Regions from separate parts of the Homo sapiens genome. Here region 2 is linked to region 1. The links are chromatin contacts, found by Hi-C or POLR2A ChIA-PET in ENCODE. All regions are on one chromosome and are shown on one strand. Each heading gives the region's core, a stretch centred on a gene start or an enhancer-like site at or near the end of the contact. The rest is flanking DNA. Distances are from core to core; before and after follow the strand shown. Region 1 holds the start of BTRC (beta-transducin repeat containing E3 ubiquitin protein ligase). Region 2 holds the start of PITX3 (paired like homeodomain 3).

Region 1 (5,119 bases), core at 1,895-4,394:
CATCAGCCTCCTGAGTAACTAGGACTACAGGTGAGCACCACCCCACCCAGCTAATTTTGTATTTTTCATAGAGATGGGGTTTCACCATGTTGGCTAGGCTGGTCTCGAACTCCTGACCTCAGGTAATCCACCTGCCTCAGCCTCCCAAAGTGCTGGGATTTCCAGTGTGAGTCACCATGCCCAGCTCCCTGGATGATTTCATTCTTTTCGGGGGAAGAAGCGGGAGTGGAGTTTCATTTACCACCTACATGCTGGAATCCCTATTTGTAGCCCAGGTCTTTCCCTCCAACTTCAGTTTCAAATCTCCAATGGCCTCCTCAACATCTGAATCCACTTAGAAATCTCACAGGCACCTTGAAGCAATATGTCCAAAAAGAGAACTGATTATCCTCCTACCACTTCTACTGTGCTTTCTGTCAAAAAAAAGAAAAAAATACATATATATGGCATCCCTCATTCATTACCTGAGCCAGATACATAGAAGTCATCTTTGACACATCCTTTTGACATCATCCATGACACATCTAATCAATCACCATACTCCACTGATTCTATCTTCTTAGTATCTCTGGAATCCATCTACTTCTTTCTGTTCTCACCACCACATTCAGGCTGCCATCATCTCTCCCAGGAATATTTCAGCAACCTCATAATCCTTTCCCCAAGCTTCCAGCTGTGCTCCATTTTAATCTCTCCTCCACCCTGGACTCTGAGTGATTTTCTGAAAATGCAAATCTGACCATTTTTTAAATTGTTCAGCTAGTTTCTCACAGCTCTCAGGATACAGTCTAAATGACTGAACTTGGCCTATAAGCTGGAGTGAAAGTCAAGGTATTTTATATCTGGTAAGGTACAGGCCCTGATGCCAGTTTAGAAAGCATGTCAGCTGATTTATCTGACCAGTTTATGCCGGCTAAATAATGGCTTGCCTATAGAGCCCCATACTCTTCTGCAGTCTCATCTAGGGCCACTCTTCCTCTAAAGTCCCACTGATCTTGTTTTGGTTCTCAGAATCAATCACCAAAAATGCAGTTACCTTTGCCTGGAATACTCTTTTCCAGTGGCTGCACCATCATCCCACCTTATCTTTTCATTTATTTATTTATTTATTTTTTTTGTAACTCCATCCTGTTACTGCCTTAGTCCTCTGAAAACCTCCAGCTAGTTTTCATACGAATGCGTTTGAAGTCTTCTCCATTTTGCACTTGTGTAGAATTTTTTTAAAAATTCAAGAACAAAACTTTTTATTAACTGAAAGCCTATTATGTATTAAGTATCATGCTGAGTTTTGTGGATATAGGGGCTAGGACAAAGTATCAACAGAGTAAAAGTGTAAGCTCCACGAGGAAATAACTGGGTCTGTCTTGTTCATTAATGAATCCCCATTCCTTTTTCTTTTTGTTTAATTAATTACTTTTATTTTTATTTCAATAGTTTTTGGGGTACAAGTGGTTTTTGGTTATATAGATGAATTATAGTGGTGAAGTCTGATATTTTAGCCACCCAAGTAGTGATGAATCCCTATTTCTTGAGATGATGTCTGCACACGGTTATATGCTTACCATTTGTTGGATGACTGAGTGAATAAGATAGTTTAAAATGGAGATTTTTTCCTATAAGTCAAAAAGTATTTTCCTAGTTCATTTATTTTATAAATTCAGATATTTTGTACAAGGCTGTCACAATCTAACTCACTTTTTTTTTTTTTTTTTTTTAGACAGAGTCTCGTTCTGTTGCCCAGCCTGGAGTGCAGTAGCGTGATCTCGGCTCACTGCAACTTCCGCCTCCCGGGTTCAAGCAATTCTCATGCCTCAGCCTGCCGAGTAGCTTGAATTACAGGCGCGTGCCACCAGGCCCGACTAATTTTTGTATTTTTAGTAGAGACGGGGGTTTCTCCATGTTGGCCAGGCTCGTCTCGAACTCCTGACCTCAGGTGATCCACCCGCCTTAGCCTCCCACAGTGCTGGGATTACAAGCGTCAGTCACCGCGCCTGGCCCTAAATCACTTTTGTTGTTGTTGTTGTTGTTATACTGTTCTTTTTCATTGCTAAGTAATATTCCACTGTGCTACATATGGAATATGCTACAATTTGTTCATACAACCACCTGCTGAGGGGCATTTGGGTGTGTGTCAGTTTTTTAGGCTGTATAACCAATTATCACAAACATAGCAGCTTAAAACAACCTAAATCACTTTTAACCAAACCCTAGAGTTTTCTCCTCCTAAGGTAGACCCAATTTCCAAAATAAACCCATATTGTACCTTTTCAGGCCAAAGAAAATATTTATATGCTTTATTTGCTGGAGGCCATTATATTCCACCGTTGAAGGACTTTTGTTAAGTACCTGTTTGACCCTTAGTGCAGGGCTTACATCCCACAGTTAGCAATAGCAAGTTATGTGCTTTTTGAGCTCTAAACACTGAGAATTTCTTGAACCGAGTTCTATTCGGCCCTGACTTGCTGTGGGGGAGAAAAGATTCCTCGGGAGAAGTGTGGGTGGCGATGGCTTAGGAGGACCTTGAAATTCCGCATTTGTCTGTGAGCTGCTGCCAGGTGCCCATTGGCCCAGCTACTCTGGGTCGCAAACCTGCAGATGCCAGATACATGAAATTTGGGGACGTTCAGCTTCCTAAAACCACAGTTAGGCAGGTCCTAGGACCCGTGATTCTTGCCACAGTTTTTCTTAGTATTTGGGCTACAAGTGAGGCATTGGCCGCCATCTTGATATCAAATGCCAGGCAAGCCGCTACTGGCGTCGCTCGGTAACCACGGAGACACCCGTGCCCCTCCCGTTTCTCATCCTTAGAGGCTGTAAACTACAATTCCCATCAGCCGATTTCCTCTGCGTAATGGCAACTTATCTAAATCTGGCTTGTGGGCAACCGCAACGCTGCCGCAGTGAACTGTGGGAGTTGCGGTTCACGGCGTAGCCTCAGTTTTTTTCCTGGGGGAAGTTCCAGAACTACAAATCCCGTGAGCCAGTGGGCTTTCGCCTGCGCACGGAGAAGCCGATTCTCCTTGGCCCCTCAGCCTGCGCCTGAGAGGTAAGAGAGGGCGGGGGGAAGGAAGAGGAGGCGGGATCCGGGCGCTGCGTTGGCTGCGGCCTGGCACCAAAGGGGCGGCCCCGGCGGAGAGCGGACCCAGTGGCCTCGGCGATTATGGACCCGGCCGAGGCGGTGCTGCAAGAGAAGGCACTCAAGTTTATGGTGAGGAGACGGTGGAGGCCGGGGAACGGTGGAGGCGCTGGCGTTGGCGGCGTCGCTGGCCTGGGCCGCCCGCCCACTGCGGGACCGGGCAGCGGGACCCTGGGCCGAGGCTGGCGGCGGAGCGGCTGGAGGGATGGGATGGGAGCTCCAGAAAGGAGGCTGGGGGTTGCGGAGCGGACCCAGGGGTGGGGGCAGCGGCTCCGCCATCTTGTGGATGAGAGGCCAAGTGACAGCGGGAGCTTAATCGAGGAGGGGGCTCCAGGCGGCGCGCGGGGCCCTGGAGGGAAAGGGGCGTGGGGACTGTTACTGAAAAGCGGAGGAAGCTCTCTGGAGAAACGCCGTGAGGCCGCTGGCGGGGCCTTCCTGGTGTCAGGGTTACCGGTAAGGCCCGGGAGAGGAGGTGCATTCACGACTGGGGAAGGGAGCGCGGGATAGAGTGAAGACAGATACGGTGGGTAGAGGGGAACGGGCAGGGCTGGATGCAGATGGATTTAAGGGTGGAGGAGGGAACGCTAGGGCTGGTGAGAGGCTTATAGTTTTGTAGAATGAGGAGGGAGGATAGCCTTTGCCTTGAGGGTGGAATCCCAGCTTGGCCAAACTACTGTTGACAAACTCTGGAAGGGAAGAGGCCTCACTAAAGAAGATAAGGACTGGGAATGAGGACCTAGGGCTATAATGACAGTCCCTGGGAGGGGAAAAGGGTGTTGACTGTAAGCTAGAATTACAAATGTCAGGGAGGGGTACATAACGCTACTTTGAAAGGAGAAGCTAAATACTGTAATAAGGACAAGGTGATGAAAAGTAAGAGCAGATTGTCAGGGAAACATGGGTACAGGAGATTGGGGCAAAATGAGTATCTAATAGGGTAAGCAAAACAAAATTTAAAGGTAAATTGTGGGACGGTAAAATGTGGAGGCCAGGTGCTTTGTATCATTTTCTGGGAAAGGAAAGGCCGTGGAGATGAGAGTTGCAAAGACCCATAAGAAGTGATGAGATCAGTTGAGAAATTTAGGAGATAAAAAGGGTGGAGGTTGGTAGAGGGAAGTAAGTCAGGGATAAGTCAGGATTTGTGGTTACCCGTCAGTTTTAGGTTGAAGCACAGTGTGAGCAAAGATTGGATTTTGTGGGTGTGCTTAAACCCCTTGGAACATATTTCTTTAACTTTGTATCACGCTTTTCTTTTTGCTGTGCTTATCTTTGGCAAACTCGTATAGTCTGATATTTGATGCTTTTAATCTGATGCTTTTTGTATTTCCTAGGTGTAAAACCAGACTTTGTGGTTACAACTAAAGAATGATGGAATGCATAGATTTTAAGCTTAACAGGTGGCCTTAGGGACATTGATATTATTTGCAGTCCAGTCTTGCTTTTTCAGAAGTTATTGTGACTTGTCACTCCAAATCTTACTCCTTTGCTTAAAAAAATAGCTATTTTGTATCTTTGCCTAAAATACCGTAACAAATCCAGATAAACATGGATACTAACAAAATTGAATTTTAGACTTTAAACTGCCCCATTTATAAGAATACTTTTTTGGAATCTAGTCAAATTCACTAAAACTTTATCTTGCATTAGTGTTTTCGAAAACACCTAATTAAAATTCAGGGGTATCATTAACAAAATTTCATTGAGCCTGAAGAAGGTTCTTGGATTTCTGCCCAACATTAAAATTCTAAATATGAAGAAGAGACCTTGAACTTTTACTGGACTTTAGAAGTAAGTGAAAGTTACTACACTTAAGTTAGAAAACTGTTACTGCTTATTTTTGTTTTCCTACTTAGAGGGTTGACTCCTTTTTTTCTTCTTTTGAGATGGAGTCTTGCTTTGTCGCCCAGGCTGGAGTGCAGTGGTGCAGCCTCCGCCTCCTGGGTTCAAGCGATTCTCCTGCCTCAGCCTCCCGAGTAGCTAGAA
Region 2 (5,462 bases), core at 2,921-5,420, 890 kb after region 1:
GCATTCTAAATAATCAGCAGTGTTGGGAATAAGCTGGCAGGCTGGGAGGGCAGTGGTGAGCCTAGGTTAGTCAGAGTCTCAGTGTAGGCCACGGGAGATCTGCAGAGAGAAACGAGTCAAACCGAGGGGGCCTCCAATGGGGGACAAGGGGCAGTGGTTCAGATTTGACAAAGTCTAGGCTACAGTATGTCCAGCTTTTTCATCAAAAACCGCTAAGATTCACACTGAGCAACAGCCCTGAATAAAGAAAAAAACCCTAAGACCAGTCAAAAACAACATCTACTAGAAAACAGAAGCATGACCTGAAACAGCTGCCACTAGTATGAAATTGTTTTGAGGTCACCAGCTTTATGTTAAAAATGCAAACAAATTTTTCGTTCTATTCCATACTTTAGTCATGGATTATAAAATATTTTAATATAAAAATAAAGCTTTTTTTAATATAAAACCCCCCAATCTTCAAGTGATATCACCACACCAGGAAGATGGGCCCTGTTTAGACTGTGTGTCATGCCTCCTCCACTCCCGTACTGCCCTCCTCCCCCGCCCACCCCACTATGAGAAGCAATGCACCAAGCAGTAGGGGTCACTGGAGGCTTGTATCCAGGGGTGTGACAAAAAACAGCATCTTTGTGACCTTTATTTGACCATGGTGAGCATAAAGGGTTGGGCAGGGAAGAAATAGGAAAGGAGAAACTATTAACTGAAAGGTGTAAAAAAGGCCCCGGGGCAGGACAATGGGAAAGGAGAGATAGAGTTTTGAAAGTTATTCCTCTCTGTCTTCCCCCAACTCTTACCCCACTGATGATCTTTTCCTTTTCCTCCCCATCATTCTTTTCATGAGTCCCTGGCAGTGGCCATGGACACCCTAGACACCCCAAAGCTCAGGACCTAATGGATCCTTCAGGTTAGTCTAGGAGGCATCATTTAGTGTGAATGGAGAAGAAAAGATTCTACTGGCCCCATCCTTCAGTCACCACAAGTCAGCTCTAGCCTGCTGCGTTTGCCCTCCCGTCCTGAACCTGAGTCCTGGGCCAATGTTCCCATCCCTGAGCAGGAGGCAGGCAGAGATATTTGGCCTGGTAGACAGGCTGAGCATTTGGGGAGCTCCCCAGAGTTCTCAGACAGCGGCAGGGGTAGTGGCCAGCATCTGAAGTCCACGATAGGGTGGCCCGTCTGTCATTAAGATCCCTCCTATGGCTGCATCAGGGATGAGATTAGGCTGCTCTAAGTCTCAGCCCCACTTTTCCAAACAAAGATTCTGCAGCTTGGGCATAATAATAGCAGTGCTTCTTATTTATATGATGCTCCTCCATTTGCAGAGGGCCTTCACAGACATAATTTCATTTAACTCGCACAACTGCCCTGCATGGCTGGAGTGCCTATCCCCATTACACCTCTAAGAAGGCAGGATGCAAGGTTACACAGTTTGAAGAGATTTGAAGAGATTCAAACCATCTAGTTCTGCTCTTTCCATGCCTCACTCCCTCCACCCTGTAGCCATTTGTGACTCTGACATGTGCTGATCCTTCCAAACCCTGAAGGATTCCATTTCTACTTCCTGCCTCTATCATCTCTCTGGAAATGAGCTCTGGAAGTATGCTGCCCACTGTGTGCCAAAGAACATTTTTCTATTCATCCTGAGCTTGCATCACTCCAGTTCTAAAAGGCCCCCTCATCTCCAGTTTCAAGATTTGGGGAGCAAGCAATTCTTCTGCATATCTAGGTCTTTTATTATGCTGTAGATTTCCATCCTGTCTCACCTTCCAGAGGACTAAACTTTGAAATTTGCCCTCACCAGCAACCCCTGGCTCCCCATTCTGCCAATCATTCTCTGACCCTACTCTAGGCCCATGACATTCTTCCTAAGAGCCAGTGACCAGGCATGCGTTCAGTTACAAGGCTTTATGCAAGGGTGGGAAAAGGTTCTGTCTTTTGTTTCCAATCACCTTCATTATGATACCACCTCTTTGGCCTTTTTGGCAAAAGCCAACTTTGAGCTAAAGTCTTCAGGGAACCATCTGTAATGCTTTCCCTGTTCCTTTCCTGACACAGAGTCCTTCATTTCACCTATAATTTCAGTGATTTTATGGGAGCACAGCAATGGGAGCACAAGCCCCTGAAAAGTGTATCAGAATGTGATGGGGATAATTGTGGTGTGTCTTTATATTGATCAAAATAGGGCAAATGAAAAACAAAAGTTGAGAATCCTAGCCAGTAATAAGCAAACTTTAGAACTGAGGAATGGACATGGGAGTATGGGGAATACGTATTGTATGTCACTCACAGGTGAAGGGTAAGAAAGGTTGAAACCACTGTTTAGATTACTCATTGCTAAATACAATGCCTTGCACTTGTCCTTGTGAAAACTCAGTCCCCAGCTGGGCTATCTTGCTCACTTATATGGACTCGTTCTCCCTGTTCTGTCCTCTTCAGCATAATTGAGCTGTGGTTAGAATTGGGGTCAGGGTGGATGGTCACTGTATGGGCCCAGCAGAGTCAGGGCTGTATCCCAGCTGCAGGGAAAGTAAACCCGGCTGTTAGGTAGGGCCAAGATATCCTTCCCAACCAGACTGAGAGGGCCAGATAGCCCCCTGTTGGACTCCAGAGTCTGGATTCCATGAGCCTCCTTCCCACCTCCGCTCAGCCACCAGGGTGGTGTTGGGACTGGTAGGGCTGAGGAAGAAAAAGGGAAACAGGACCACAGGATTTGCTTTGCTAATGGGGCTGTAGTTTTCTCTTCTGGCCTGGGCTCCTGCCCACTGTAGGGAAGGAGCCATTGGTCGCCTGATACTCCAGCAAGGAGTCTGGGGGGTGTCTGGTTAATTGTATTGGAATTAGGGGGCAACTGAGGCTGCCAGGGGCTTGTACCCAGCTCCTTCCTGTTTTCCCATTGCCTTTTGTCACCTATTCCTTCCTTTCCTGGTCTTGATTCCCACTAGCAGGCTCCTCATTGGCCTTCTGTCCTCAAATTTGGATTCTGGAAGTACAGAGTGATGCTCTGATCTATTCTGAATTGAAGGGGGCATGTGTCCCAGCCCACCTCACCCCAAGGCCAGGTTGTAGCCTTTACTCTCGCTCCCTGCTCACAGCTTCGCAGCCCGAAGGAGCTGAAACAAGTTTGCAAAGTGTGAGCTGGGATTTGAGGTGACCCACCGCAGCCGACCCCATCGCACACGCAGCAGCTGGGCAGGCGCTGCTGGGTAGACGGACATGCCACCCAGCCAGGGACATTCTGTCCGCCACTGCCAGACACAACTCCCGCTCCGGAGAGACCCACTTCGCTACCCGGACATTCTGTCCGCTCCGAGCCCCATGCACCGCGGACATTCTGTCCGATTCTGAGGCGGCCTCAAGTCAGGACCCTTCTGGGCCCAGACACCCCAAGCCAGATCCACTATACCCGCCGCCTGGTCACTCTGATCCGCACAGCGGCCATCTGACTCAGTCGCGGCCGGGCTCTCACAACACAGCTCCTATTCCAACTGCGGAGCAGCTGGGAAGAGAAGCGTGTGCGACCAGGCGCACCCCGGCTCCCAGCCCCAGGAGTCTGAGCCTAGGCCGAGGGGCATCGGGCGCCGTCAACTGCCCCCACACTGGGGGCCGCCCCGCCAGCTCCCCCGCTGGCCAGGGCCTCTGTAACCCCTTTCGCTCCCTGGCCGCCTGCCCCGTGCCCTGGGATTCCAGGGCGCTTTCTGGTAATGGTTTCCAGACTCCCTACTCCCTGCCTCGCGAAGCCCCTATCCTGGTTTCAAGTCTCCGGCTTCGTTCCGGATCCTCTGAGTCTCCCCCTTCCCTATCCCCTGGTTCTTACCCTGAGTTTCCCTTTTCCCAAGTCCTGGCCCCAGGTCTGCAGTCCGCCCTCCCATTCTCGACCTGTTCCCAAGGCACCGGAGTTCAGCTGCCCCAGGTCTCGTTTTAGGGATTCCAAGGTCCAGCAATAGCTCCTCGGCCCCATGAGCCCCTGTCCTTAGAATGGTCAAACACTCACAGTGCGTCCTGCAACAGGCAGACTCCCAGTAGCGGCGGCTGCGGCGGCGATCTAGAGGGCAGGCAGGGGCCAGGGGCCGGGCACCCGGCCGGAGTGGGGGCCGCCCCCCTGCTCCCGGGCCGCCTCTCCGCTCGGGCGCTCCTGGACTCTCGGAGGGAGTGAGCCTCACCGCGTACTGCCACCCCCAGCCGGCGCCCATTCACTTTATGGCAGACCAGGGCGCCCCCAGCCCGCCGCGGCGAGCCGCGCGCGTCAGGCCCCGCCCCTTTCCAGCTGCCCTGCTGGGGCTCCGCCCTTTCCAGCTGTGGATCTCCAGGCCCCGCCTTTGAGGGAGGGGTCTGGCCGGCGAGACGCCAAGAACCCCGCCCTCTGGCCAATCAGAAGCGCTCTTCAGCAACTCGGCCGCGCCCCTCCCCACGTGGCAGAGACCGCGCTCCGGCTAGGACGCTTAGGCAGAGCCAAGTGGGCGAGAGTAGAGTGGTCCCGGTAGCCACGGGTAAAAGGGATCGGCTGGCAGCGAAGTGGGTTGGGCCGCTACCCCGAGGAAAGTGGATCGGCGCCAGGTGGGAAGGCGCACGGGGCCGCCGGGTCTCAGCGCTCAGACTTCTCTGCCACTCAAGTTTCGCCGATTTTCTCCACTTGTCGCTGTCCGTCTCTCCTCCCTTTTGTCTCTGTTCCAATCCTCCCACGTCTCGCCTTTCTTTCCTCTTCTTTCTCCTCAGCCGCTTCGCTCCTGCTGTTTACCATTCTCCTTCCTCTGCCACTTTAAAAGACTCATTTCTCTTTCTCTCTGCTCCTCTTTCCTCATATCTTTCCTCTTCTTCATTTCCCCCTTCTTCTCCAAGGAAGGTGACTTCGTGGAGACAGCAGGGTTTGGAATGATACAAACCAAAGTAGTATTCCAACGCTGCCACGAACTGCACCATCACTGAGTGAACTTGGACGAGTAACTATCATCTCCCTCCCCGCGCAAAACAATTAAGAGGAGGTTCCTGCTGGATCTCAGGGCTTGGGCTGGGCACTCCAAAGGCATTGCCTTTCAGTCTGTACCCTTGTCTTGCTTAGGCTGTGCTCTCCCTCCTTCAGCAGGGCTGGTTTCCCGCTGGTGGTACCAGGTTAAGTCCTGTGGGCAAGGTGTGGCCTTGGTGCCTGCTGGTTAGGAATTTGCAAGGGACAGGACAGATGACCAAGGAACATCCTGGCAGACTGTGACTTCGGCCCTCTCTGACTTAGGCCTCAATTTCCAGGAAACAGGCTCCTTCTCTTCTCCCAGTTAGGCTATGTTGCTTGGGTGCTCCGAAGAGCCTAAGCCCAGGCCAAACACTGTGGCTCATGCCTGTAATCCCAGCACTTTGGGAGGCCGAGGCGGGCGGATCACAAGGTCAGGAGATTGAGACCACCCTGGCTAACACGGTGAAACCCCATCTCTACTAAAAAATACAAAAAATTAGCCGGGCTTGGTGGCGGGTGC

What was found. Hi-C counts contacts between places; a loop is a spot of excess contacts on that map. ChIA-PET counts read pairs that join two places held with the same protein, here RNA polymerase II (POLR2A). Pooled maps may share reads with other maps.
Region 2: a map of CD4-positive, alpha-beta T cell shows a loop between it and region 1 (7-fold over the local background). The contact joins the promoter of PITX3 here to the promoter of BTRC in region 1. A Hi-C loop is called at or near these places in 4 of 168 maps with a recorded cell type or tissue (B cell, CD4-positive, alpha-beta T cell, CD4-positive, alpha-beta memory T cell and 1 more) and 5 of 50 pooled maps. POLR2A ChIA-PET finds 5 or more read pairs at or near these places in 1 of 52 experiments (activated CD8-positive, alpha-beta T cell).

The regions. Positions count from the first base shown.
Region 1 is chr10:101,351,021-101,356,139 of GRCh38, forward strand. BTRC (beta-transducin repeat containing E3 ubiquitin protein ligase) reads left to right here and starts at 3,145. Exons shown (of 15, transcript NM_033637.4): 1 at 3,145-3,208. The coding sequence starts at 3,161. RefSeq lists an enhancer at 1-920 and a silencer at 3,189-3,368.
Region 2 is chr10:102,237,342-102,242,803 of GRCh38, forward strand. PITX3 (paired like homeodomain 3) reads right to left here and starts at 4,171. Exons shown (of 4, transcript NM_005029.4): 1 at 3,992-4,171. It also overlaps a transcript of GBF1 not described here. RefSeq lists a silencer at 4,033-4,322.